Regions from separate parts of the Homo sapiens genome. Here region 2 is linked to region 1. The links are chromatin loops, found by intact Hi-C in ENCODE. Cell type or tissue: OCI-LY7. All regions are shown on one strand. Links, peaks and the distances in the headings refer to the core of each region. The heading gives the core; the rest is flanking DNA.

Region 1 (15,021 bases), core at 2,214-10,213:
GCAAGATGCATCAAGCAGAAGGGATCTCTCTATTCTCCAGCCCCCAGCAATTTTTAGACTATTCCTTATTCTAGCTTCACTTCTTTATGTATTTATCTGGGCATCTGTTTGTATGTTATGTGTATTTGAAACCAGTAAGGCTGAATCCATGGTAGATTATTTTATAATTTTGAGCTATCATGAGTCAGACTGGCCTTGTTCTGTAGCGCTACCTGAATAGCTGAAAAACAGCCTGAGAGCTTGGTAGATTTTCTTCAAAAAAAGCAGCGGGGAGTTGTTTTTGTTTTCTCTGTACTATGGAATTTTTTCTTAAAAAAGTATGTCATCGGCCGGGAGCAGTGGCTCACGCCTGTAATCCCAGCACTTTGGGAGGCCTAGGCGGGCGGATCACGAGGTCAAGAGATCGAGACCATCCTGGCTAACATGGTGAAACCCCGTCTCTACTAAAAATACAAAAAATTAGCCGGGTGTGGTGGCACGCGTCTGTAGTCCCAGCTACTTAGGAGTCTGAGGCAGGAGAATCACTTGAACCGGAGAGGCGGAGGTTGCAGTGAGCCAAGACTGTGCCACTGCACTCCAGCCTGGATGACAGAGCAAGACTCTGTCTTAAAAAAATAAAAAAGTATATCATCTTTATACTTAACTGTTAACCTTGGGATAATTCAAATTCTTCTGAGTCATGCTGCCTTTTGGGATTCGGCATTTCAGGGATGTTGGCAGTGGTCTGTGATTATGAGCCCTGCACATTAGCCGTGGTGCTGTGAGCCCCTGTCTTCTTGGAGACGTACAGGAAGATACATTGTTTAGTCACTTTTTCTTTTTGAGACGGAGTCTCACTCTGTCGCCCAGGCTGGAGTGCAGTGGCATGATCTTGGCTTACTGCAAGCTCTGCCTCCCAGGTTCACGCCATTCTCCTGCCTCAGCCTTCCGAGTAGCTGGGACTACAGGTGCCTGCTACCACGCCCGGCTAATTTTTTTGTGTGTTTTTAGTAGAGACGGGGTTTCACCATGGTAGCCAGGATGGTCTCGCTCTCCTGACCTCATGATACCCCCGCCTCGGCCTCTCAAAAGTGCTGCTGGGATTACAGGCGTGAGCCACCACGCCCGGCCTTTAGTCAGTTTTTCTAACGGGGAGAAACTGAGGGGGGAAATACTATGTTCTTGGGATCTTTTGGTTATGATGAAATGTGAAGAAGCTCTCTCAAGTGAACTCATGCAAAAATGGTGTTACTGAAGGGATATGGGAAATGTCGTGGACGGCCAGGGTTGTGCGGGCCTTGTAAAGCAGGAAAATCAGGAAGAGACGTTGGTCCTGCATCTCTCAGAGGCCCCCATAGTGTCAATTTTTGCTTTTCTCTGCAAGGTTTTGCCATTTTCTTGTTCCTACTTGCAGACTGACTTTCTTGGTTGGTCTCTGACGACATCTCAGATTTACTGCTTACCAAATGGCTTTGATTTGGTGCAATGTTGCTCTAGTCCAATACTACCTGACCTTTCCTCTAGGTAACTGTCTTAGTCTCACAGTGTCTCAATTCCAATTTTTTGTTGTTGTTGTTTTTTTTGAGACAGAGTCTCACTCTGTCGCCAGGCTGCAGTGCAGTGGCTCAATCTCGGCTCACTGCAATCTCCGCCTCCTGGGTTCAAGCGATTCTCCTGCCTCAGCCTCCCAAGTAGCTGGAATTGCAGGTGCGCACCACCACGCCCGGCTAATTTTTTGTATTTTAGTAGAGACGGGGTTTCACCATGTTGGCCAGGATGATGTCGATCTCCTGACTTCCTGATCCACCCGCATCGGCCTCCCAAAGTGCTGGGATTACAGGTGTGAGCCACCATGCCCGGGCTCCAATTTTTTTTTTTTTTTAAGAGATAGAGTCTTGCCTTGTTTCCCAGGCTGGAGGGCAGTAGTGCGGTTCTAGCTAACTGCAACCTCGAACTTCTGGGTTCAAGCAATCCTCTTGCCTCAGCCCCCTGAGTAGCTAGGGTTCCAGGCGTGCATACCACCATGACCAGCTAATTTTTATATTTTTTGTAGAGATGGGGTCTCGCTGGTCTCGAACTCCTGGGCTCAAGCGATCCTTTAGCCTCAGCCTTTCAAAGTGCTGGGATTACAGGCATGAGCCCAATCTTAATTCCAAATTTTTAAGTGAGAGTCTGTTTGGCCAATACTGAGTCATGTATTCACTTAGCTTCTGCTGGGATGCAAGGGTGTATGTATGATGGGTGGTCTCAGACTTGCCCAGGCAGGCTCTCCAAAAGGTGGGATTGTTGGGAAGCAATGATTGACATGGCTGCCATATCCCAATAGAGGAACAGTTTACCATTGTTTATATTCGGCTCTAGGCTACAATAGGAGGGCAGGGCCCATTTTTTCTTGCCTAGTGTTAGCTTCCAGCTTTTCCCAGTTAAAATTTCAGGTCTAGACAGTAGAATGAGGAAGAGGTACAGAAGTGCTGGAGTCTATCTGTAGCTGATGAAGAGCTGGTTACTAACACTGACTAGGGGCAGAGGTCATTGGATACATGACATCACCAATGAATATTTAGTTTAAAAAATACTTTCATTCATGCTTTTGAATTAACTTAGTGCATATGAATTCATCTTTTCATATGCACTTGTTTACTTTTTGAGTTCCTAACTTCGACTTAAAAAATGCAGACTCACCCTGCAGTGATTCCACTTTATTTATTTATTTATTCATTTATTTATTTATTTTGAGATGAAGTTTGCTCTTGTTGCCCAGGCTGGAGTAGCCCAGGCAAGAGTAGTTTTGCTCTTGTTGCCCAGCCTCCTGAGTAGCTGGGATTACAGGAGCCTGCCACCATGCCCAGCTAATTTTTGTATTTTTAGTAGAGCCGGGGTTTCTCCATGTTGGTCAGGCTGGTCTCGAACTGCCGACCTCAGGTGATCCACCCACCTCGGCCTCCCAAAGTGCTGGGATTACAGGCATGAGCCACTGTGCCCGGCCGGGATTCCACTTTAATAGTCAAGGACTTCTGATGTGTGTTGAAGTCACTGGATGACAGGAATACAGTAACCAAATGGTAAAGACAGAGAAGAGGACTGGGCAAGACCTAAAGGCTTCTATGCCCCACTAACCAGCTGTGTCACTTTGGTAACGAAGTTCTTTGAATTTCAGTTCCTTATCTGTAAAATGGGGTAGGAATAGTACCTGTCTCATCATGTCGTTGAGAGGATTCCATGAGCTAAAATCCATTCAAAGGCACTTTACTAGGCAGTTGGGATATAGGAGTGCAGAAAATCCACAAAGATCTTGCTCTCCTGGAGTGTATATTTCAGCATGTGCTGCCACTGCTCTAATTTATAAATCAGAAAGTGTGGTGTCTGGCCGGGTGCGGTGGCTCATGCCTGCAATCCCAGCACTTTGAGAGGCTGAGGTGGGCAGATCACCTGAGGTCAGGAGTTTGAGACCAGCTTGGCTAACATGGTGAAATCCTGTCTCTACTAAAAATACAAAAATAATTTGCCGGGTGTGGTGGTGGGTGCCTGTAGTCCCAGCTACTCGGGAGCTGAGGTAGGAGAATTGCTTGAACCCAGGGGGTGGAGGTTGCAGTGAGCCAAGATCACGCCACTGCACTCTAGCCTGGGTGGCAGAGCTAGACTCCGTCTCAAAAAAAGAAAAGGAAAAAAAAAAAGAGTGTTGTCCTTATATTTCCCCTTATATTTCCTTCCAATTCTTTAAAATTCTGGTTTAGCTTTTGTTTTTTTGTTTGTTTTTTTTGGTAGATAGGATCATATACAGCTGACAGTCAGGCTTCTCTGACTTATATGTGTGAGTGAGTGTATGTGTGTGCCCATACGCTATCAGGAGCCCTTAGAAATCAATGAAAGTGTCAACATTCTCTGAAAAAGGTCTGTTTTCCAAGGCAACCATGAAGTTAGCTTTATTTGAGTTAGGGGAATAAAGAAAACTTGTGAGAGACATTTATGAGCTGGTATATTGGCTTTGATGATCCAGGGAAAGGCATGTCTATTTGTGCAGGGGGCCACTCATTTCGCTTGTATCAACTCAAAGTCAAAAATCTTAATGGGTTTTAATAATGCTAAATGTCATATTGAATTTAAGCTTGGAAAATTTCAGATAACACCTCTTTGTAACAGCTATGGTTTACTCATCTCTTGGGCTATAACATATATCTCAAGACACAAAATCCTCCATTTTAGAAATGTTCACATTTTGCAACCTTTGCTGTGAGCAATAGAAACTTTTGGGGCAAGCTCTTTTAGATGAAGAAGGTATTTCCCCCCACAGTGGATGCATACAATTCATTCTGTCAGCCTGAAGAAGCAATTTCCTTTCTTTGCCTTGGGATTTAAAGCAATAATGTATTGTATATAATTATTTAATTTAGTTGACCTAAACGTTAATTTATTATTTTTAAAACTTTAATAGATTGTAATATATCTTAAATCAAAATCGGTTTGAAATGGCACGAAGTATTTAAGGATATTCTCATATAAATTTTAAAGAGAGAACTTATCCAAGCCAATATTAAAAAAAAATAATTTCCTTGCTTTATAGACAAATTTTAGTATATCTCAGGGGGCATTGATGTTATATCTAAAATGTCAAAGTAAGATTTATAATAATAGAAATTTATTACTCTTTATTATACATAGTATAAATGAGTAAAGCAACCAATTCCGCCTTGTGGAATTAATTTTGGCTTTGCTGTTTCTTTTTAGTTTCTGGCAAAGGCTATTTTTATTTTATTTTATTTATCTATTTATTTTATGTTTTTAGTGGAGATGGGGTTTCTCCATGTTGGCTAAGCTGGTCTCGAACTCCTGGCCTCAGGTGAGCTGCCAGCCTCAGCCTCCCAAAGTGCTGGGATTATAGGCGTGAGCCACCGGGCCCATCCCAAAGGCTATTTTTAATAGTTTGAGAAGAGTCAGAGCCTGGGTGATAAGAGATGCTGACGTTTACATTTCTCTTTCTTCTTCAGTTTCACAAGATAAGTGATCAACTCTGTATTCTCATATCACACTAAATCGTTCTCCATATCTGCCCAGGCACAGACGGAAGCCTGCTTAGATATTTATCAAAGTGGCTAATGCCCTTGTTATTGTAATTGGTCATAATTTTTCTCCTTTACTGAGGGAGCACAAAGAATTTTCCTGTCTGGGAACTGTGTACTGTGCTATGAGGATGGCAAACTTCTGCCTACAGTTGGAATTTTGCAGTGATAGCACATCCACCATTTCTTTATGTGCTTGGTCAGGTGTTTAGATATTTGAAGTGTGATGGAGAATACAAAAGATGTGGGCTACTTCCCATGGCTATGTTATTTCTCATTTTTAGTGGAGTAAAATTATGTGGTGGTTTATTTAAGAAAAAATTTTTGACATTTTCTTCAGTAACACAAACCATTACCACTGTGTGGGAAAACTGACCAGGTCTCCCCCAGGCCCAGCTTATCCACAGTTCTTCATTCAGAAGGATGGCATAAAAAGTAAGATTGTTTTACAATTTTACACGCCTTTCTGAAAACAGGTGCTTCCTTTGTGAATTCAAGTTAGTGAATTGATGTGGTCATTTCAACCTAGTTTCAACTCTGGTTCTAAAGAACAAAGCTTTTTTTTTTTTTTTTTTTTTTGCCCTGAAGATTGACATTTGCTTGCAGAGATTAGGCACTTCCTGTGCCCCTGGGTCCCATTCTGCTGGTGCAGAGGGGAGGTTGGGGGAGGTTGTAGGGGGGAGGTCAAAGGGAAGCCAACACATTGGTCCATGTACATCCCATGGCAGTGGGAGGTACTTGGAGTCTGTGCAGATCTGCACAGGGGCAGGCTGAAGCTTGCTTAGAAGTTTATCAGGTATTCCATGGTTCATCCATTCTACAAGGTAGCAGGGAAGAATTCTGAAGTTCCTTTGTTATCTGTAAATGGTTAGTGTGAGACCTGTTGCCTCTGTCCCTTCTCATTTCCCTGTTTTCCATGTCTTTCGTTTTGCCCTGGCAGAAAGCAGCCCAGCATCTTCACATTCTGACTTCTGGAATGGAATGAAAGCGTTTCTTTCTGTATAGAGAGGTTTGTTTTACACAGAGCTGCCTTTGACTGGGAAGACTCCCCCTAACAGATTTGGATCATAACGTGTTGGCACCAAGCCAGGAAGGATGGCCATAAATTGTAATTTGAATGAGGTTTCACCAGCTCTTTGTCCTGTTATCTCATTTCTGGCGCGGGGATATTGGGCAACTTAAACCAGGAGCTGATTTGGTCAATGTGATTTTCATGATTTAAATTAGAAATGTTCATTTTGGGTGGCAGGTATCAAGATTTTTGTATATTGGTTTCTACTTCTGAATTTTTTTCAAAGGAATTAAAATGGGAGGAAAAGAGGAGAGAAAGGAAAAGAGGAAGGAAGCGGTTTGAAACATGGACCCTTAGAGCTTTTGGATGCAAAAAGATCTGTATAGGAATTTGGCACTTGCTGTATATGTGACTTTGAACAACTTCTCTGCCTCAGTTTTTTGCTGTTTATAAAATGACACTTACAAACGGGCATGATAGTTCTTTGTTAAGAGATCATATCTCTTCAGAGCCAAACATAGTGCTTAGAATATAAAAGATACCTAAAAAATCCTAATTCCCTTTCATTACCTCTTTGATGTTACATCTAAAGATCTGCTGCTAAGTTGAACACAGACTTTATCACTTCCAGGCTGGTCTGAATATAGGTCTTGCTAGAATGTTGTTCGCTTAAATACAATCATATCACAGCGATCGAAGGATCCCTTTGCTTTGGTTTCTTTCCACTATTAGAAAAGTGGAAGGGCATAAAATATTATTTAAATTTTTTTTGTGTGTGTGACGGAGTCTCACTCTGTCGCCCAGGCTGGAGTGCAGTGGCGCGATCTCGGTTCACTGCAACCTCCACCCCAGGTTCAAGTGATTCTCCTGTCTCAGCCTCCTGAGTAGCTCGGATTACAGGCATCTGCTACCAGGCCCGGCTAATTTTTGTATTTTTAGTAAAGGTGGGGTTTCACCATGTGAAGCCAGGCTGGTCTTGAGCTCCTGACCTCAAGTGATCCGCCCACCTTGGCCTCCCAAAGTGCTGGCATTACAGGCATGAGCCACCGCGCCTGGCCCAATATTTTGTTTTATATTAATATTATTAAATATAATATTGTTATAATTGATAATATAATTGATATTATATAATATTTCATATTATTATATTAATTTTAAACATTTTACATTTATTATTATTATTTTTTATATTTATTGAGGACCAACTCAGAGCCAGACAGTGTTTCGGGAGCTACAGTGGGGCAGGTAGGAGAATAAACATGGAGGGGGTGATAGGTATCTATTTTAGACAGGGTGGTCAGTGGATACTTCTCCCAGGAGGTGTGATCCTGAGGTCTGCGTGGAGGGAGAGACCCCGTGGAAATCTAGAGAAAGAGCATTCCAGGCAGAGGGACCCGCGAATGTATTGAAGATTGGCAGGAGGCATGCGTGGGAAAGGCAGGAATGGGGCAGGCGCCGAGGTCACAGCCCAAGTCACCTGCAGGAGCGAGGTTCTTGTTTGGATTTTGGGCAGTAGGAATCGGCATAAGTTGAACCACAAACAAGCCCCTCTACTCCTCTTAAGAGACTTTGTTAGATGTGTTTTGCAGAGAAGATGGAAAATAATAGTGTATCTGTTACTTTGATTACAATTCCCATCATATAATAATTAACTGCTAGCTGTAATTATAAGACTTCCTCTAATTTAGTTTAGCACTCTGGGGACCTCTGTTAGCCTATATCCCAATCAATTTCACAGCCATTACGGAGGAAAAAAGCCATGTTCCTGTTGAATTTTAAATCTAGAGGAAGAATGATGCCCTCATTTGCTAGACAGCCTTATTTTGTTTTCGCTCCTTGTTTTCTTTCTGTTCAGGCCCTCCCTACTGGCCTGCTGTTTCAGGCATGTACATGTTGTTTCCTAATTAGGATAGATTTTCACAGATAGTTGTTCATTAATTCCATGCATCTCACGTCCTTTTAATAACCTCCCCAATTTATAAAGCAAAAATTTTCACGCGACAGCCAGGGGAACGCATGCGCCCCCTCCCCAAGATAGATGTTTTAGTCAATATTTATTCTCTCGTCCAGCACCTTTTACTACCCCCATGCCCTCTGTGTAAGTTCATTTATGTGGAGAAATGTAACGCAATCTGCTTTCTCAGTTGGAGAGAACAATACATTCTCCTGTGGCAGAAAATGCAGGGTTGGCCCTTCTCTTCGCCTCTGTGGCGTATCTGGTGATTGGCTGTGTTTAGATGACCTCGGTCTCCGAGGGCCCCTCTTGTCCAATTTTCCCTGCTGCTCTGGTGTGAAAGCCATCCTTATTGTCACATGGCTGCAGCGGCACCGTGTCCCCAGTGGACTGCTTCTCTCTGGAGGCAAGCAGTGATCTGTGTGTGGGGCCATTTGTCACTTCTCTAGAAGTAGCCCCCTGAGACGTAGTGACATCTCCAGAGAGCTCCAATTACTAGTTTTGTTCTCCCCCCACCTCCTCTTTTTTTTTTTTGAGACAGAGTCTCACTCTGTTGCCCAGGCTGGAGTGTGGTGGCGCGATCTCAGCTTACTGCAACCTCTGCCTCCCAGGCTCAAGCAATTCTGGTGCCGCAGCCTCCCAAGTAGCTGGGACTACAGGCACGCGCCACCATGCCTGGCTAATGTTTGTATTTTTGGTAGATACGGGGTTTCACTGTGTTGGCCAGGCTGGTCTTGAACTTCTGACCTCAAGTGATCCACCCACCTTGGCCTCCCAAAGTGCTGGGGTTACAGGTATGAGCCATCATGCCTGGCCCCACTTACTAGTTTTATAATAATGCCTGTAGCTCATGGGTAGCAACTAGAATCACTTTATACTATGGAAGGAAGAAGAAACCAAGGCTGTGGGCAAGGAGGTGGAGGGAATGATTGCCCACTGCTTCAGGCAAGTGGCCATAAACAGGAGCCCTGTGTGTTTGCCCTGGCTCCTCTGGCAGTGTGTGTGTGTGTGTGTGTGTGTGTGTGTGTGTGTGTGTGTGTGTGAGAGAGAGAGAGAGAGAGAGCGAGAGAGAGAGAGAGAGAGAATGAGTAGATTTTCATTTTTAGAGGAGTTTTAGGTTGCCAGCCAAATTGGGTGGAAAGCGCAGAGTTCCTGTACGCCCCTTCCTCTCTCACTCCTGGCCCACCTCTCCCACCACCAACATCCTGCCCCAGACTGGTGCATTTCTTACAAACAGAAAACCAACATTCAACTGTCATCACCACCCAGAGTTCATAGTTTACACCAGGCTTCACTCTCAGTGTTGTACCTTCTGTGCGTTTGGACCAATGTATAATTACGTGTGTTCACCACATAGTATCCCACAGAATTAGTTTCACTGCCCTAAAAATCTTTTGTGCTCTGCCTGTTCATCCCTCCTTTCCCCCATCTCCTGGCAGCCACTGCTCTTGTTACTGTCTCTATAGCTTCACCTTTTCCAGGATGTCGTGTAGTTGGAGTCATACAGTGTGTAGCTTTTTCAGATGGGCTTCTTTCACTTAGTAATATGTCTTCAAGGTTCTTCCATATTTTTCTGTGGCTTGCTAGCTCATTTCTTCTCAGTGCCGGATAATATTCCTTTGTGTGATATACCATTGATTATTTATCCCTTCACCTGCTGAAGGACATTGTGGCTGCTTCCTAGTTTTAGCAATTATGAATAAAATTGCTATAAGCATTCACATGCGGGTTTTTGTATGCACAGAATATAAATATAAATGTATATTCACATAATATATAAATGAAATTTATTTGTTTCTGATTATGAAAAAACGTGCTTTATTGTATAACATTTGGAAAATATTAAAAAAAGAAAATCTTTAAGAATCAGTATAAGCCTATTTATTAATTTAATGTAATAAGATACATGAAATTGGAACTCTCCTGGAAATGCAGGCCATATGGTTATTATATAGTATAACAGTCAGTGGTAAAGACAGGAAAGATTTAGGGCATTCTGAGTGCTGGTTCTGTTTCCATTAAAACCACTCCTTAAGTGACTTTTTATGATACTCCACATTCAAACAGACACTCTCAGCTTTAGAAAATGGCTATTTAGCAGTCCTCACAAACAACTGAAGTCCAAGGAGGTACTGAAATTCTTCTCTTAAAAAATTCAGATATACTTTAGCCATGGTTCTCAGTGGTGGTGGAGAGGATTCCCGACATTCATGTGGAATCCAGCAGTTTGGACACACACAGGTTTTATAAGGCTCGATGTGACTGCATTCAGCTCTGGGAGCCTCCATGTCTCTTGGGCGTGTTCTGGGTGCAGAGGCAGAGGATGCTGCTGGGGAGGACAGGGTGGTGTTGAGCTCATGGAATAGTAATGCCTCAAAAGCAGCCTCAGAAGTGGACGTCAGTGGACAGCCTGTTGCATTCGTTTTTCATTTTTAATAATTCTGGCAAAGTACTGTGTTAATCGGTTTTTCATTGCTGTAAAGCAATACCTGAGGCTTGGTAATTTTTAAAGCGAGGGCTGGGCACAGTAACTCATGCCTGTAATCCCAGAACTTTGGGAGGCCAAAGTGGGCGGATCACTTGAGGTCAGGAGTTCGAGACCAGCCTGGCCAGCATGGTGAAACCCTGTCCTAACTAAAAATACAAAAATTAGCCGGACATGGTGGTGGGCACCTGTAGTCCCAGCTACTTGGGAGGCTGAGGCATGAGAATTGCTTGCGCCCAGGAGGGGGAAGTTGCTGTGAGCTGACATCGCACCACTGCACTCTAGCCCGGGCAACAGAGTGAGACTCAGTCTCAAAAAAAAAAAAAAAGAAGACAGGTTTATTTGGCTCACGGTTCTGTATAAGCAAGGCACCAGCATCTGCTTGGCTTCTGTGAGGCTGCAAGAAGCTTTTACTCATGGCAGAAGATGAAGGGGCAAGCATGTCACATGGCGAAAGGGAACAAGAGAGAGAGTAGGCGGTGCCAGTCTCTCTTAACCCACTCTCACTTGAACTAACAGAGCAAGAACTCACTCATGACTGCAAGGATGGCACCAAGCCAAGGGATCTGCCCTTGCCTTGACCAGAACACCTCCTACCTGGCCCCACCTCCAATATTGGAGGTCACATTTCAGTATGGGATTTGGAGGGGACAAATGACAACACTATATCAGGTATTGAAGATCATTTTCGACTTTTTTTTTTTTTTTTTTTTTTTGAGACAGAGTTTTGCTCTTGTTGCCCAGGCTGGAGTGCGATGGCGCGATCTCAGCTCACCACAACCTTTGCCTCCCGGGTTCAAGCGATTCTCCTGCCTCAGCCTCTTGAGTAGCTGAGATTACAGGCGCCTGCCACCATGCCCGGCTAATTTTGAATTTTTAGTAGAGACGGGGTTTCATCACGTTGGTCAGGCTGGTCTTGAACTCCTGACCTCAGGTGATCTACCCGCCTCTGCCTCCCAAAGTGCTGGGATTACAGGCGTGAGCCACCGCGCCCAGCCTCATTTTCGACTTTTTAACAAGGCAGACAATACCAAGTTAACCTTAAAATACCGTGTTTTCATGGCTTCTGAGAATGGGAGTACAGATGCTCATCAACTTACAATGAGAATATGACTCAGTAAACCCATCGTAAGTTGAAAATACCTTAAGTTGAAAATACATTTAATACACCTAATCTACCGAACATCCTAGCTTAGCCTAGCCTACCTTAAATGTGCTCAAAACACTTACATTAGCCTACAGTTAGGCAGAATTATCTAACACAAAGCCTATTTTATAATAAAGTGTTGAATATCTCATGTAATGTATTAAGTACTGTACTGAAAGTGAAAAACAGCATGGGCGTATGGGTACTTAAAGTATGATTTCTACTGAATGCTTATTGCTTTTGTGCCATTGTCAAGTCAAAAACTGTAAGTCTAACCGTCCTAAATCAGGGACTCTCTTTATATGTCTAGCAGCTTTTAATTTTAAAAAAAGTTAGGTATTCATGGTCTCTTTTTGGTGGAAGGAAGCAGGCCTGCGGGCAAGAATACAAATGGAGGCACATATAACCTTTGTCTGGATATGTAAAAGTTGTAAGTCCAGGTAACAAATTGTAAAATAAAATATATTCTCCCACCTTGACAAATAGACTTTCCGTTGTTTTGTTTTGTTTTTTTTAAGACAGAGTCTTGCTCTGTCACCCAGGCTGGAGTGCAATGGTGCGATCTTAGCTCACTGCAACCTCCACGTCCTGGGTTCAAGCGATTCTCCTGCCTCAGCCTCCCGAGTAGCTGGGATTATAGGCGCCTGCCACCACGCCCAGCTAATTTTTGTATTTTTAGTAGAGCCGGGGTTTTGCCGTGTTGGCCAGGCTGGTCTCGAACTCCTGACCTCAGGTGATCTGCCTGTCTCGGCCTCCCAAAGTGCTAGGATTACAGGGGTGAGCCATTGCGCCCGGCCTAGACTTTCATAACGACTTGGAAAGCTGGATTCAGAGTTACAATTGTCAGACTCCTTGGAATACCATGTGGGAACGTAAGGTAGGGAAAAGCCAGCCCCAGCCATGACCTTTCCTTATCCTCCCACCCCTGGCTCCATCTTGGACAATGAAAGGTTTTATGGACACAACAGCGTACACAAAGAAGCCCCCTTTAAAATCCCCACCAAGAGCTGCCCTCGGGCCTATGAGTGCACACGTAGCATCGTCCTCTACCTTGCCAGGTCAGAACTAAGAAAGAGCCCCTAGAAGGCCTGGACGTGGGCATTGGGTCCAGGGTGCCCTGGTATCATCTAGAAAGGTATCTGCCTGTCTGCCTTTAAGAAGAGGCGTGGCTGGTAGAAGGCCAGAGAAGTCCCTTTGATGTGCGTGCCCAGGTCCTACTACGAATCTTTGAATACTGGTCTGGTTTTGATCCTGGAAAAGCTAGTCGTCACTTTCTGCATGAAGAAAGGAGAATGAGGAGCCTCCATTTGGAATGTATTAGAATTCAGCAGCATGCAATTAAAAAGTTGTTTTTAATGGGTGAACATCAGTGTTTCCTGGCATAGGTTCATTTAAAAAGCTCTGGGCTCGATCAAACAGCAAAATATACATTTATACAAGGTGGTTTGTTGTTGTTTTTAGACTTTACTTTTCAAGAACCATAATGAAGTTTTGCTTAAAAATTTCAGTCTTTGGTTGCACGGATCATGGTTCTCTTCTGAGCTGATACAATGTTTCACCTCCTGGAATCTTGTCTGATGACCTTCTTCCTGCTCATAACATCTGTGATTGTATAGGTGCTCCTGCATTCTTAATTCTTACTTTCGGGGGGATGCTGATGAGAAGAGCTAATGTAATTTCAATACATAGGAAAAGGCAAAGCCAAGATCAAGTTTAAATTGGAAGATATTATCTTAAAGGGTACAATAGTGAAGTGAACGTGTATACTGGTAAATCACTTGTCATTTTTGATAACAGTAATACAAAAGTTTTACAACTTGTCCATTAGTGAGATTCTCAAATTGCTTTAGAGAATATAGAAAAACAAGAAAGTTGGAGTCCTGAGGTTCTGTTCTCCTGGTGATTGGAGAGAATCTAAATAATACCTTGTTTTTACATCATTAATTATTTAATCAAAACTGAAAACATTATGTCCATAATACTGCATCCACAAAGTGGGTACTGAGGAATGAGTAAGTATAAATTCTCCAAAAATCTCTCACGTTCCCTCATTCTTGCTTAAGAAAGTCTTTGTGCTTTCTAAAAAATTCCTCTTAATAGATTTTTTAAAAATATATCTTTAAAATGAGGAAGCCATACTGAAAAGTGATATGTTCCAAGGCTTTTTCCCACCACTGGAAATATTCCTGATTACTGAATGTAATGAAATAAATTTGTCATGTTGGACATAATGTGTGGTGGAGTGCAGAATGAAGAGCCCAAAACTCAGAGTGGAGGCTTGACATTTATAGTTATAAATATGTGCTTTAGGAATTGATTTATATAGAAAAATACCAGGGCTAAGATAGATAAATTGAAGCTTGTTCTCACTAAGTAGGTTAGACAGTTCATCAAATATTGGTTAAAATCTTTCTCTCTCTAGAGGTTGAAAATAAGAGATTAAATGGTAGTATCCAACGCATGGGACTTTGATTGTCTAGCCGACCAGTCTGTTCAAATGAATATAAATGTAGTTGGGCAGCCTGTGTATGCCTAGTGTGTTGTAGCATGTGGCTCAGCAACCTAGCCGGCCACTGCCTTGTTTTGTTGCTTAGGCTAAGAATAGACTTTATGGTTTTAAATGGTTGGGAAGCCTGGGGGCGGTGGCTCTCGCCTGTAATCCTAGCACTTTGGGAGGCCGAGGCAGGCAGATCACCTGGGGTCAGGAGTTCCAGACCAGCCTGGCCAACATGGCGAAACCCTGTCTCTACTAAAAATACTAAAATTAGCTGGGTGTGGTGGAAGGCACCTGTAATCACAGCTACTCGGGAGGCTGAGAATTGCTTGGACCCGGGAGGCGGAGGTTGCAGTAAGCTGAGATCGTGCCACTGCACTCCAGCCTGGGTGACACAGAGAGCCTCCATCTCAATAAAATAAAATAAAATAAAATAAAAATAATAAAATAAATGGTTGGGAAAAACATCATAAGAAGAATACTTTGTGATATGGGAAAGTTATATGAAATTCAAATGTCAGCATCCACGAATAAAATTTTATTGGAATGTAGCCACACCCATTCACGTATGTATTACCCGTGGCTCGTTTCATGTGCCAGTGGTGGAGTTGAGTGCGTGTGACACAGACCTTATGGCCAGGAAGGCCTGAAATATTTACCATCCGGCCCTTTGCAGAGAAAGTTTTCTGAACCCTGGCTTAGCAGAGCCAGTGCTTCTTGCTGCTGGCAGCCCGTGGTTGCCCCTTCTTTCCCCTTGTCTTCTTGCTTTTACCTTAAATTTGTGTTAAATTATAGTGATAGGTAATGCTTTTGCTGAGTGCTTACTATTTTAATTTCTTCAATTCTCATATGAACTCTGTGATGTAGATTCAATTATTATCCCCATTTTACAG
Region 2 (15,021 bases), core at 2,248-10,247, 110 kb before region 1:
TGGAACATGGTACGTGTATATGTATGGAACATATATATATGGCATGTGTGAAAATGTTTATTAAACAAAATAAATAGCATTGCTTTAGAAGTTAAGAATTATGTTAAAAAAGAGTAAATGTTAAACTTCACTGAATTTTTAGCATAGAGCAGTTAGCCCTCTGGAAGCCTGTTTCCTCATAGTCTTTAGTGTCCAGTCTCATATTGTTTATTTTAGAACATTATAGTTTTCCCTATGGTTAGAAAAGACTGTCTTTGGCTGGGTGCCGTGTGTCGTGCCTGTAATCACAGCACTTTGGGAGGCTGAGGTAGGAGGATCACTTGAGCTCAGGAGTCTGAGACCAGTCTGGGCAACATGGTGAAATCCCGTCTCTACCAAAAATACAAAACAAACAAACAAACAAACAAAAAAACACCTAACTAGGCATGGTGGCTTGCAACGGTTGTCCCAGCTACTTGGGAGTCTGAGGCGGGAGGATTGCTTGAGCCTGGGAGGTGGAGGTTGCGGTGAGCCAAGATCACGCCACTGCACTTTAGTCTGGGTGACAGAGTGAGACCCTGTCTCAAAAAAAAAAAAAAAAAAGAAAAGAAAAAAGAAAAAGACAGGACTGTCTTTGACTCTGGAAAAGAAAAGAAGGTCCCGGGAGTTTTCCTCAGAATTTAGTCCCTGGAGTTAAATATTCTGAAAAAATGAAGTAGGAAGGATTTTGCAGAGGGCTGTGTCCGTAGTTTTCAAACTGGGTCACAGGCCATTCATTGATTTATATAGTGCTGTTGTGACAACAGTAAAAATAAAATTGTGGCCAGATGAGATGGCTCATACCTGTAATTCCAGCACTTTGGGAGGCCGAGGCGGGTGGATGACTTGAGCCCAGGAGTTTGAGACCAGCCTGGGCAACACAGGGGAGGCCCCACCTCTACAAAAAGTGAAAAAAAATTAGCTGGGCATGGTGATATGTGCCTGTAGTCCCAGCTACTTGGGAGGCTGAGGTGGGAGGATCGCTTCAACCTAGGAGGTCAAGGCTGCAGTGAGCCAAGATTGTACCACTGTACTCCAGCCTGGGCAACAGAGTGAGACCCTATCTCAAAAAATAAAATAAACAAATAAAATAAATTGCAGTAGGATAAGGAAATTCAGTGCATCCCAGGCAGCTTAGGTAAATGTCTTGTCAACGTTTTTGTGTGTGACATACCCAGGAGTTTGCCACGGGCTGTGGTTTGCCACTTGACCCTAACCTGCCACTCTCCTTCGTGCCCATGGCTGAGATGGTGTCTCTCTTGTCTATTTCTGCCTGTCACTTCCAGCTGATTTTTCAAATAGATTCTCAAATTAAATTTTGTTGTTATAATATTTTTCCCTTGCCCTAGCAACGAGGTGTAAGTTTGGGACATTTTAATCATTTAGGAATGTTTCCTTTGTATTATTACATTTTCCCTTTCTGCAAAGTGCCTTCCTGGAACTTTGGTGAATTTTAAGGTTACACATGATCAGTCCAGGATCGGGGAGGCCCGACCCAGGATTCTTCGGGATTTCACATACAACTGAGAGAAGCATACGTCGGTGACATAACTCTTTGTCAGGACTTATCAAACCCATGCATAGCTTGGACTCGGTGCCAGGCATTGATTGCTGCGTAAGTATTGCCTCATGTGATTTTCCTAGCAGGATGAGCTAGATACTATTATTATCATGCCCTTTTTACAGATGAGGAAAACTGAGGCCCTGGGGGTGTGTCTTGGCCAAGGTCAGATGTCTGGTAAGGGACAGACCAAGGTTCTGAACCCAGGCAGTCTGGCCACAGAGTCCGCACTAAGAATTCCTCTGCTAGGCTGTATTGCAAGTCAATTATTGAATTTTATTAGAAGGAAATAGTGTTGACGGAGGCTTTCTATGTATGGCTAAGCGGCCTCAAGAGGTCTGAACCTTTAGTGCCCAGCCAACTGCTCACCCTGGTTTCCTAGGGCTGAGTGTCCTAGGGTTGCCCTAACAAAGTGCCACCAACAGGGTGACTTAGAACAACACAAGTTTATTCTCTCGTTGTTCTGCAGGGCACAAGCCCAGACTCAGGGTGCCCGCGGCATTGGTTCCTCCTGTGATGCTGTGTAGAATCCTTCTTTGCCTTTTCCTAACTTATGGTGCTTCCCAGCAACCTATGGCATTCTTTGACTTGTCTCTCTTCTGTTGCCACATGGCGTTGTCCTATGTGTCTCTGCTTTCAAATGGTTACCTTCACTGTGTGTATCTTTGTGTCTTTTTTCTTCTTGCAAAGACACCAGTCATAGGAACTCAGGGACCACCCTACTCCAATATGTCCTCATCTTAATGAATTACATCTGCAAGACATGATCATAAAAAGTAAACAGTTTTTTTTGTTTTTTTTTTTTTGAGATGGAGTTTCACTCTTGTAGCCCAGGCTGGAGTGTAGTGGCATGATCTCAACTCACTGCAACCTCCGCCTCCTGGGTTCAAGCAATTCTCCCGTCTCAGCCTCCTGAGTAGCTGGGATTACAGGTGCTTGTCACCACGCCCGGCTAATTTTTTGTATTTTTAGTAGAGACGAGGTTTCATCTTGTTGGCCAGACTGGTCTCAAACTCCTGACCTCAGGCAATCCATCCGCCTTGGCCTCCCAAAGTGCTGGGATTACAGGTGTGAGCCCAACAGTTTTCAAATGAGGTCTGTTATGGGCTGAAATGTGTTCCCCCAAAACTTCCTATGTTGAAACTTCATATGTTGAATCCCGAACCCTCATTACGCCAGAATGTGATTGTATTTGGAGACAGGACTTCTAAAGAGATGATGAAGTGCAAATGAGGTCCTTAGGGTGGGCTCTAATCCATCTGACCGTTGTCCTTATGAGTAGAGGAAATTTGGTCATAGAGGCACCAGGGATGTGCACGCACAGAGGAGAGGCTGTGTGAGGACACAGCGAGAAAGAAGGCAGCCATCTGCCAGCCGAGGAGAGGCCTCAGGAGAAACCACCCTGCTGGCCCTTTGGTCGCGGACTCCAGTCTCCAGAACTGTAAGATAATAAGTTGCTGTTGTTCAAACCACCTAGACTCTGGTATTTTGTTATGGCAAGCCTAGCAAACTGATGCAGTTACATTTACGGGTACCCCGGGTTAGGACTTCAGCATATCTTTTTGGGGGATGCACTTCAGAACCATAGCACCAGGCTTTGCTGTCAGGAGGTCCTTTGATGGCTGTGCCTCATAAAAGATGCTAGTTCTGGTCTGGGGTTGTGATTTTCATGTCTTTTCTGCCTGGGCACTAGTACCTCTGCCTGAGATAGATAAACACACTCTCGTGGTGGGGAGGGGCCCAGCGGTAATTGGCTGACTCATCCCTGAAGTTCTGCGGCTCTCCAGGCACGTGGAATTTACTGGTAGAAAGAACTGTCCTTCCAGGTAGGGGGCGCCCCTGAGAGAGAAACATGCAGCCCCGTCTTTGTTGCAAGGGAAGGGCCTCTGACTTTTATCCCTTTTAGAGATGATCTCTGTCTGACAGTGTAGACAAAGCACAGGGCATTGGAACTGTCTTAACTCCCTGCCTCTCTCTCCTCTCTGTGGGTCCTTGATGCCTGCAGGGGACTGAGAGAGGCGTGCCTCGGGAAGGAGATGAGGCATGAGACATGCTATGAAACGGCTGGTTATTTTTACTTCCTGCCTGGGTGTGGGTGTTTGTGTTGACAGTGGCGGAGGAGGTGCAGTGATGAGTGCTGGAACAGTTGGGTGCCCGAGGAGCGGGTGGGAAGTGGCGCCTGTGCCAGGCAGGTGACTTGGTGCTCACATGGCCCTTGAGTGGGTCCTGGGGGCTTTGCAGGACTCCAGGAGAGCTGGGTTTGCACCTCTGCCGGGGGATGTCTGCTTCCTTTTTCCATGTCATATTCAGGAGGCTTCCCCATGCCATGCCTGATCCATCCAACAGGGTGAGACACTCCCAGCTGTAGTAGTGGTTCCCTAAATGGGTGAGTCTCCCTGGGGTGACCTCCCAGTCTCAGCAGGTAGGGTTTGTCGGGTAGTCCTGAAGAACCGTTGTGCAGGGTGCCCTCCATACCCCATAATCTCCACCACGGAGGCACGCAGATACTCCAAATGTATTCAAACATAGATCTCATGGAAAATCAGTGGCCTGCTCTATGACCCAGCTTTAAGACTCATTCCCTCCAGGGGGTCTCACCTCTTGCTGGCTTCTCTAGACATGGGGGTGGAGGCATTTTTGTTCATGACAAGGCATGGGGGAGGGGCAGGTGAGTTCGTAGCACAGCCCAGTTTGCTAAATGTCCTGCAGCAAGTCATATCTTAATACCAATAGTGTGCGCATAGGTCTCCCATGGGGGTGATCAGGAACTGCCCTGTGGGCTAGCTTGAAAAAGACTCCGTGGGAACCTTAGGACCACTTCAACGCTAGGATCTCGGATATAGTCTAAGGGCACACTCACCCTACAGAGTCAGAAGCTGAGACCCAGGTCCACAGGCCAGGATCGAAAGTTGGTTAGAAATTTCAAGATGAGTCTGGGCGCGGTGGTTTATGCCTGTAATCCTAGCACTTTGGGAAGCAGAGGCGGGCAGATCACCTGAGGTCAGGAGTTTGAGACCAGCCTGGCAACATGGAGAAACCCCATCTCTACTGAAAATACAAAATTAGCTGGGTGTGGTGGTGGCTTATGCCTGTAATCCCAGCTACTTAGGAGGCTGAGGCAGGAGAATCGCTTGAACCCGGGAGGCGGAGGTTGCAGTGAGCCGAGATTGTGCCATTGCACTCCATCCTGGGCAACAAGAGCCAAATTCTGTCTCAAAAAAAAAAAAAAAAAAGAAATTTCAATATGAAAACCTAGTTCTTTATTTCTCTATCTCTCTCCTCCCCACTCCAAGGAAAGGTAGAAAAGAATCCAACCTAGGACTACGTTCCACCCTGTAGGGTTTCCTAGGGCTGTGCTAACAGAGTACCATGGAGGGGAAGCGTCAAGCAATGCAAATGTAGTCTCCCACAGTTCAGGAGGCTCGAAGTCCACGACTGAGGTGTGAGCAGGGCCACGTTCACTCTGAAGGCTCTAAGGAAGAACCTGTCCTTCCCTCTTCCAGCTTCTGGTGGCTTCCTCAGTGTGCAGCTGCGTCCTTCCTGTCCCTGTCTGTGTCTTCCATGTCCTCCTTCCCCATGTCTGTCTGTGTCCAAGTCTCCCTCTTTTTATTAGGACATTGGTCATTAGAATAGGGCCCACCTTAAGCCAGTATGACTTCATCTTAACTTGATTATGTCTACGAAGACCCTATTTCCAGTTGGGTCACAGTCACAGGTTCTGGGAGGTAGGACAGGTAGGACTTCAGCATATCTTTTAAGGCACTCAATTCAACCCACAGCACACACCCACCCCTGGGCTACCACCCTAAAACACCTTCCCATAATATGATTGATGGCAGAGTTACTGCTGCCTGCGTCAGTTTCACTGTTGTCTGTCTGCTCCAGATAGCTGCCTGTGATCTGATTCCTGTCTGTCCCTCCTGCTAGACTGTGAGTCCCAAGAGGACGGGGACCATGACTTTAGGTCATGATTGATCGTATCCCAGGTACATAGCCCAAGGCCTACCATATAATTGGTGCTGAATAAACATTAGTTGAATAAAAAAGAAAACATATTTTGCTATTAGTTGTAGTTATGGAGAAGTGTGATATAATTTTAAAAGGGACCAGACATGGTCCCTTTTACAGGCTCACACCTGTAATCCCAGCACTTTGAGAGGCTGAGGTGGGCAGATCACTTGAGGTCAGGAGTTCAAGACCAGCCTGGCCAACATGGTGAAACCCCATCTCTACTAAGAATACAAAAAAATTAGCGGGGCATGGTGGCAGGTGCCTGTAATCCCAGCTACTCAGGAGGCTGAGGCAAGAGAATTGCTTGAACCCAGGAGGCAGAGGTTTCATGAGCTGAGATCCTTGCACTGCACTCCATCCTGGGCGACAGAGAAAGACTCTGTCTCAAAAAAAAAAAAAAAAAAAAAAAAAAAAAAAAAAAAAAAAAAAATTAAAAAGGTGCATGCACCTCAAAAAATTAAAAATAGAATTACCATATGATCTAGCAATTTCACTTCTGGGTCTCTACCCAAAAGAATTGAAAGCAGACACTTAGAGAGATATTTGCATACCCACGCACATAACAGCATTATTCACAATAGCCAAAAGAGGAAGCAACCCAAGTGTCTGTTGATTGAGTGGGTCAACAAAATGTGTATACGTACAGTGGAATATGATTTAGCCTTAAGAAGGGAGTTTTTTGTTTGTTTGTTTGAGACAGGGTCTCCCTCTGTCGCCCAGGCTGGAGTATAGTGGCACGATCTCGGCTCACTGCAACCTCTGCCTCCCGGTTAAAGTGATTCTCCTGCCTCAACCACCCAGGTAGCTAGGATTACAGGCTTGCGCCACCATGCCTGGCTAAGTTCTGTATTTTTAATAGAGATGGGGTTTCACCATGTTGCCCAGGCTGGTCTTGAACTCCTGACCTTGAGTGATTCAACTGCCTCAGCCTCCCAAAGTGCTGGGATTACAGGCATGAGCCACTGTGCCTGGCCAAAAAGGAAGGAAATTCTGACACATGCTACAACATGGATGAATCTTGAAGACATTACGTTAAGTAAAATTAGCCAGACACAGAAAGAGAAATACTATGTGATTCCACTTGTATGAGGGACCTAGAGTAGTGAAATTCAAGGGAGTTTGTGTTGGACGGGTATAGACTTTCAGTTTAGCAAGATGGAAAGAGTTCGGAAGATGGATGTTGGTGATAGTTGCACAATAATGTGAATGTACTTAATAACACTGAACTGTACACTTAAGAAGGGTTAAGATGATAGATGTTATGGTATATGTATTTCTTATACCTTAAAAAAAGATATGGAAGGGAGGAAAAAGATGCAGATGCATATGTGTGTGTGTGTGTGTGTGTACGTGTGTGAGAGTGCGTGAGTTTAGAGAGAGTGCTATTAGGGATGGGAAGAGAGATGGAAATGGGGAGGGAGCCTGTGTAGGTGGCTGATTTCCTGCTGTGAAGAGGAGTCGTGCTGGGCAGAAAACTATGAGGGCAGCCATCAGTGCCTGGGTTGTAATCAGAGCTTTGTCTCCAGCAAGCTGTGGGACCTTGAGCAAGTTGGTCGTTTCCTGTTGTGCGCATCAGCCTTTTTTTTTTTTTTTTTTTTTGAGGCAGAGTCTCACCGTGTCGCCCAGGCTGGAGTGCAGTGGCCCAAGATCTTGGCTCAGTGCAACCTCCGCCTCCTGGGTTCAAGCATTTTTCCTGCCTCAGCCTCCCAAGTAGCTGGGACTACAGGCACCCGCCACCACGTCCGGCTAATTTTTGTAATTTTAGTAGAGACGGGGTTTCATTCACTGTGTTGGCCATGCTCGTCTCGAACTCCCGACCTCAGGTGATCCGCCCGCTTCAGCCTCCCAAACTGCTAGGATTACAAAAAAAATCTGATGCCGTGCCCGGCCTGGCATCAGCTTTTAAAATGAGCTGGAATAGTAACCTTTGATGATCTTTCCATCTAAGAAAACTTCAGAGGCTTTAAACATCTAAGACGGTAATGCTGATCCACTGATTTTTTCCCCCACAATTCTCTGCAATGTCTACACTCAATGAGTGCTCTTCCAATTCCATGGGCTCCAGAGTGTGCTGGTTGAAGTAGTTATCTTAGTCATCTTTTTGGTCAAGAATTCCCTGTGTTTGTGAATGACACCAGTGAGCTTGGCTTAAGAAGAATACATTTACTTTTTTTTTTCTTGATCTCTCTTTGCTCTTTGTTTATCCAGTTTCCAGGTCTTCTAGTTTTAAAATTTCCTTGACCTTTCATATCTTTTAACATTTATACTTCTTGGTCTTAGAATCTAATTATTCATGCTGATGATAATATCTCCTGTAGAGAGCTAAGCTTTTTTGCATGAGTTATATCATTGAATCCTATGTCAACACTGTGAGGTGGATTCACGATCTCTATCTTGTAGGTGAGGAAACTGAGGGTTAAGTAGCTTGCTTGGCCTTGTGGTCGCCCGGCCAATCAGTGGCTGAGTTGTGATTGAATCTGGTTTGTTCTTAGCTACACACCATGGGATGCTGCTTTAGGCCCATGGGGTCCTCACTCATTCTGTGTCCTAAGTCCCTTTATGACAGGGATTGTATCTTTTTATTTTTGGTGTTTCTGAGGTCTCCAGTGCGGGACTGTCAGAGGCTAATAACAAATTTGTTGAAGGTACTTGCTAATTTCTTTAAAAGTGGTCATTTCTGTCTTGCAGTATCAGGGCAGGAGTATCTATTATGTGGAGGAGACCATAGCTGTCAAGTTCTTAGCTTCTGGGAGAAGGGTCAGGTTTCTCTAGAAGTTTTTTCTTTTTTTTAGTAACAGTGGTTATTAGCAAGCATGAGATCCTGAAAAAATGCAGGCCGATGAATACTACTTTAACATCCAAAGAAGAAAGGGATGACTTGGGATCTGAACGTAGAAAAAACCAAACTGAGTTCTGCATTTCCCCCTCCACTGCAGAAGTCATCAGCCCCTGGTGCAGTCAGAGACATTGACCTGGAGAACTACCCTTGGTTCCACTGGGTTGAGCTAACTGGGAAGTAGGAGCTTTACCAGCTTTGGAAGTTTTCATGTTTTAGTCTTTTCAGATCTAACAGAGGAGCGACCTAGATCCCAGCTCCCCATATTGCTTCTGCTTCTTACAGTGGCATTCTTGAACTTGGAGGAGGGGTGCATTGCCCTCAAGGTGGCTTCTGAAATTGCCAGGTAGCGAACTTGTTGTACCTTCTTTTTGACATAGTGGCAGCCCATCCTTGAAAAGTATCGGGGAATGAATTACCCCAAAGGGTTGGATTCCTCACTTCTCAGCGGCCATGCCCCCTCTTCTGGATGCACCCTTGCATCTCTGTGAAGATTAAATCAGATCTCCCTTTTACCTGCAAAGGCAACCCCTCTCAGGCTGTTGTTCATTGTAGGCCTGGGTTGCCTTGTAACACATATGCCAGCAAGCAGGAACCTGTCAGTCCTCAGCAAGTCAAGACAGACAGCATGCCAGCCCTTTGCACGCCCATGCTTAACTTGGAGAGCGCTCATGCTTCATCTGGAAGATTCAGGCTCTTGTTCACTGTAAGGTTGGGCAGGGATTGGCAGGAGGGACAGTTACTCTTTTATCCCTTTGTGAATGATACCATATAAGCATTAGAGATCTGCTCTGGGAAAGTGGATGGGCTGATCCCAACTCTTCCATTGGAATACCTAGGATAGTTAGTCTATCAAATCGTGCTTAGAATTTTGGACGTGGAAGGGGTCATAGTCTGGTCCTCACTTTTTTTTTTTAAACATAAATTAACCTATTTATTTTAGGCTAGTGATGTCTCAAATGGTGGTGTTTCTCCTGGTCTTTCAACCTCTCCAGTCTTCTGAGGGCGGACTTTACTGTGATGATGAAGAGGTATTGTGGGTCCTGACACTGTCAGCCACTGTTTTCATGCAGGATGCACAGTGCTGGATCCCTACAGCCTGCCGTTTTGGTTTTGTCAGAGAAAAAGCAAGTGTATTTTGGAGTGCTGATTTCAGGTCCCTCCCCTCCCCTCCCCTCCCCTCCTCTCTTTCTCTTTCTCTCTTCTTTCCCTCCTTCCCTCCCTTCCTTCCTTCCTTCTTTCCTTCCTTTCTCTTTCTCTTTTTTTCTCTTTCTCTTTCTCTCTTTCCCTCCCTCCCTCCCTCCCTTCCTCCCTCCCTTCCTTCCTTCCTTCTTTCCTTCCTCTCTCTTTCTCCTCTTCTCTTCTCTTCTTTTTCTTTTCTTTCCTCAGTTTACTCTGTTGGCCAGGCTGGAGTGCAGTGGCACAATCTCGGCTCACTGCAACCTCCACCTCCCGGGTTCAAGTGATTCTTGTGCCTCAGCCTCCTGAGTAGCTGGGATTACGGGCACGCACCACCACACCTGGCTATTTTTTTTATTTTTAGTAGAGACGGGGTTTTGCTGTGTTGGCCAAGCTGGTCTTGAACTCCTGATCTCAAACGACCCACCCGCCGCAGCCTCCCAAAGTGCTGGGATTACAGGCGTGAACCACCGCACCCAGCCTTCTTCACCATTTTCCTAAGGGAGACACAATAGCGGATTATGGACAATTTTGACCTTGGTACATTTAGCCATGTCACTGCAACATACATCAGAGCCCAGGGTGTGGCTCTCACAGCAGGCGTGAGCCACTGCGCCCATCCTTTTTTTTCCTCTATTTTTGATTTGGCCCCTGCCAAGTCAATTTCATCATCCTAACTCAAGTAAGAGCTTGGAATGTGAGGGTGCCTTGCTTGACTGATTGGCTTTCTTTAAACTTCCTTTGCTCTCCCTTTGATGAGATGCTCCTAAGCAGAGAAATGGCTGGCAACCAAAATTGGAGAGTACAGCCACCTGGATTAGCAATCCTTGAATCATTAGGATCTGATTGTAAAGGGAAACTACGAAATGCTTTAAAGGGTGCAATCCGGAGTGAACCAGGAAACTCAAGACGGATGATCTAGGCATAATACATCTTAAGGCAGCGTCCTGAATGGAGCAGAAACTCCTCTCACCTGACTCATTATCTAGGCTTCGTGATCTCCTTTTTTTCCTAGCTGAAATCCTGTCCTTAGTTCCATTTTCCTCATGCTTGGTGCTGACCCAGATTTGGGGGAGGGTGGTAGGAAGTGGTAGGTGATGGTGGTGGTTGTGGTAGTAATGGACATGGAAGTCAGCCCTCTCTTAAAATTGCTTCCAGGCTGGGTGCGGTGGCTTACACCTGTAATCCCAGCCACTTGGGAGGCTGAGGCCGGGATAATTGCGTGAGCCCAGGAGTTCGAGGCTGCCGTGAGCCTAGATTACCTCACTGCACTCCTGCCTGGGCGACAGAGCGAGACCCTGTCTCAAAAGATAAATAAAAAACAAATAATAAAATTGCTTCCTTCCTGACAGTGTTTGTGGGCCCCTAAAATGTCCTCTCTGGTATTTCTCCTTTTACCTTTTTTTTTCTTTAAGATATGTTACTTGGCGGACTGGTTTGGTAACCTTATTAGAACTGAAGCTATTGAGTCATTAATTCTGCCAGTTGAATTCCTTGACACTGGAACTTTCCCCCAGCTCTCAAAACAGCTAAGTGAAACCTGGGGGAGAATAAATAGGATGGACAAGGCAGTGCCTGCTCTTAGTCTTACCCTGATTAAATTCCCAGGTGGCTGCGGATGGGGCATTCAGCCCGTTGGTCCCACATTTCCAAGCAAGTGGCTTCTTTGTTGTTGGTAAAAACCACTTTACAAGGCTGGGCGCAGTGCTCACGCCTGTAATCCCAGCACTTTGGGAGGCCGAGGTGGACAGATCACCTGAGGTCAGGAGTTCGAGACCAGCCTGGCCAACATGGTGAAACTCCGTCTCTACTAAAAATACAAAAATTAGCCAGGCGTGGTGGTAGATGCCTGTAATCCCAGCTACTCTGGAGGCTGCGGCAGGAGAATCGCTTGAACCTGGGAGGTGCAGGTTGCAGCGAGCCGAGATCGCGCCACTGCACTCCAGCCTGGGCAACAGAGCGAGACCCTGTCTCAAAAAACAAACAAACAAACAAACAAACAAACAAAAACCACTTCATGGATTTGGTGGGTTCCAGTGAGAAATACCAGTTTTGTCTTGAGAGAACAACAGGTAGATACGAAAGGCCAAAGAAAGCCGTCGAGCTTGGGTCACTTTGGTCAATCAGGCCCAAAGGTCACTTTTTTTCCTCCTAGTTGTGTAGATGCCTAGAAAAGTGATTTTCTGCTTTGCGTTGACTCTCTCCCCCTTCTCTTCTTTCCATCCTGATTGACCTGTGGCTTGCTGAGAGCCCATTCCGTTTTTAAAAACAAAAAAAATCCAGCACCCCGGTTCTTCACCGTTGTAACTGAGCAGCATTGGTAAGGGGCTCCTGGAGGGTGCAATGTACGTGGGGTGTGAACCAGCCTCTGCAGTAATGGAATGTGTGGTCCTGACCTTCTGGACTGCATCTGAAGGTCCTTCTTTCGCTGTATCTTTATCCCTTGGGGGAATCATTAACCCCAAATGGTGGCGAGTCCAATATGAGAGGGGCAGGGAGGAGGAGAGAGGGAAAAAAAAAGAACCAACAAAACACCCACATTTCTCTTTCTGCTGCCAGGGCGTGTTAGCAAAGATAGCCTTTCCTGAAATGTTATTTATTAGTTGCCTTTGTAAAAGTGTCCTGTTTTCTCAGGCAAGTCAAGAATTTGGTTTTTGTAGAGGGGAGGAGGATGTAGCTGTTTCCTCGGACTGCCGTTATAACATAGCACAAACTGGTAGCTTCCAACAGCAGAAATGAATCCTCTCACAATTCTGGAGGCCAGAAGTCCAAAATCAAGATGTCGGCCAGGTAGGTTCATTCTGACGGCTCCGTGGGACCGTCAGTTCCATGCCTCTTCCTAGTTTCTGGTGGTTTCTCTGAAAGCTTTGGAGTTCCTTGACTTGTAGAGGCCTCCCTCCATTTTGTGCCTCCATCATCCCTGTGTGTCTCTGTCTCTCCTTGTCCTCCTCCTGAGGATGCTAAACATACTGGATTAAAAGACTGCTGTGCCCCAGTGTGACCTCTTCTTAACTTGACCACATCTGCAGTGACCTTGTTTCCAGATAAGGTCATATTCCAAGCTACTGGGGATGTAAAGTAAGGACTTCAACATATCTTTCTGGGAGACCCGGTTAAACCCCTAACAGAGGACTTGTGTGCTGGCCTGATGTCAGCTGACAAAGGGGAAAAGCCTCGTTGGCCAAGGGTCTACTGCATGGCGGATGCTGTGTTAGACCCTTGCAGCTTCACCTTTTTGAAGGTTGCTGTTGTTCTTTCCAGAGAAAACTGAGTTTCAGGAGTGAAGTAGCTGACCCAGTCATATGCTGCCTGTCAGTGAAGAGCTGGGCCCGAATCCAGCTTTCTGACAGCAAGCTGGCCTTTCCAAGGGTGTACTTGTCCTCCTTTGCTACCACTCCTCTTTGTTTTTATTTATTTTATTTTATTTTTTGAGATGGAGTCTCGCTCTGTCACCCAGGCTGGAGTGCAATGGTGCGATCTTGGCTCACTGCAACCTCTGTCTCCTGGGTTCAAGTGATTCTCCTGCCTCAGCCTCTGAGTAGCTGGGATTACAGGTGCCCGCCACCATGCCCAGCTAATTTTTGTATTTTAGTGGAGACAGGGTTTCACCATGTTGGCCAGGCTGGTCTTGAACTTCTGACCTCAGGGGATTTGCCGCCTTGACCTCCCAAAGTGCTGGGATTACAGGCGTGAGCCACTGCATCCAGCTGTTTTTTTTTTTGTTTTCTTCTTCTTTTTATTTCCTAAGACGGAGTCTTGTTCTGTTGCCCAGGCTGGAGTGCAGTAGCTCGATCTTGGCTCACTGCAACCTCTGCCTCCCAGGTTCAAGCAATTCTCCTGCCTCAGCCTCCTGAGTAGGTGGGATTACAGGGGCACACCACCACACCTGGCTAATTTTTGTATTTTTAGTAGAGATGGGGTTTCACCATGTTGGCTAGTCTGGTTTTGAACTCCTGACCTTGTTATCCGTCTTCCTCGGCCTCCCAAAGTGCTGAGATTACAGGCGTGAGCCACCGTGCTCAGCGTTTTTTTTTTTAGTCTTAATTTTTTTTCAGAGACAGGGTCTTGCTTTCTGGTCCAGGCTGGAGAGCAGCAGCGTGACCGTTGCTCACCATAACCTTGAACTCCTGGTCTCAAGTGATCCTCATGCCCCCGTGCAGCGTGTACTGCCATGCCTGGCTAATTTTTGGTATTTTTTATAGAGATGCGATTTCACCGTGTTGCCCAGGCTGGTCTCAAACTCCTGGGCTCAAGTGATTTGTCCACCTCAGCCTCCCAAAGTGCTGAGATTACAGGTGTGAGCCACTGTGCCTGGCTGTATCTTTGTTAAAGTATGTCATTTATGTGTAAATGTGTCTCCTTCATAGCACCCCAGGGAGATGGGGTGAGGACCTTCCCCATCCCTTGTGATTGGTGTTTGTCTCCCTCCACTGGACTAGGAGCTCCTCAGCTCTGTCTTTCCAGGCTTTGCTCACTGACTGACAGAGCCAATGCTCAAGGTATCTTTGCCAAATAAATAGATCCCATCATCTTAATGTTCTGGGGGAAAAGGACCCTCTTTTCTTTCCTTTCTTCCTTTCCCCCTCCCCTCCCCTCCCCTCCCCTCCCTTCTCTTCTCTTCGCTCTTTTCTTTTCTTTTCTTTCTTCTTTTGATGGAGTCTCGCTCTGTAGCCCAGGCTGGAGTGCAGTGGCATGATCTCGGCTCACTGCAACCCCCGCCTCCCGGGTTCAAGCAATTCTCCTGCCTCAGCCTCCCAAGTAGCTGGGATTCCAGGCACCCGCCATCACGCCTGGCTAATTTTTATAATTTTAGTAGAGATGGGGTTTCACCATGTTGGCCAGGCTGGTCTCGAACTCTTGACCTCAGGTGATCCACCTGCCTCAGCCTTCCAAAGTGCTGGCAGTACAGGCGTGAGCCACCGTGTCTGGCCAGGACCCTGTTTTCTCATCCCATGTCTTGACTTCTCACTAGTCCCACACCCTTTTTCAAATACAAATATCAATCACATTTCAGGCTACAGTTCATGTGGTACAAACATGCACAGGTGTGCCCAATCAAATCCTTCCCCAAAGCACTAGAGACTGGGTCATGGAGCCGGGATCTTGGCTGGGAGAGCAACTGTGGGTTTCCTTAAGGGAGAGTGGGGGTGCTGCGGGGTCCCTTGCCTGGTGTTCTGACAATTGGAAAGCCAGATGAGCTCACCATCTTCTCAGTCTGGCTTCTGCAGACAGTAGTACCTTCTTACCTCTCTATGGTTGTCTGAGAGCTTGCTCAAGTCCCATGAAGTTTAACGTGGTGAGTCTAGGCTGGTGAGAAAGTTCATTTGTCCATTCAGAATTGCTTGCTGCTGGAATAATCTGTGATCATCTTGGAAAGCTCTTGCGTAGATCCAAGAATCTCTTTCCTTCAGTGACA

What was found. Peaks named below come from ENCODE experiments on the same cell type or tissue, not always from the same donor. Only the 100,000 strongest peaks of a DNase experiment are listed, where the experiment ranks them.
Region 2: a loop joins it to region 1, with 5 times the contacts of the local background. A loop is called at or near these places in 4 of 110 quality-filtered maps.

Annotation. Positions count from the first base shown.
Region 1 is chr21:31,388,753-31,403,773 of GRCh38, reverse strand. It overlaps a transcript of TIAM1 not described here. Among named protein-coding and RNA genes, the nearest start is that of TIAM1, 52 kb to the right of the region's middle. In OCI-LY7, for the core only: no CTCF peak of the experiment used is centred there; a DNase peak (open chromatin) is centred at 5,603; H3K4me3 peaks cover 1,570 bases; H3K27ac peaks cover 2,242 bases.
Region 2 is chr21:31,498,179-31,513,199 of GRCh38, reverse strand. It overlaps a transcript of TIAM1 not described here. Among named protein-coding and RNA genes, the nearest start is that of TIAM1-AS1, 54 kb to the left of the region's middle. RefSeq lists a silencer at 3,340-3,399. In OCI-LY7, for the core only: CTCF peaks have their summits at 3,211 and 3,414; DNase peaks (open chromatin) are centred at 3,409, 6,149 and 7,119; H3K4me3 peaks cover 2,134 bases; H3K27ac peaks cover 2,716 bases.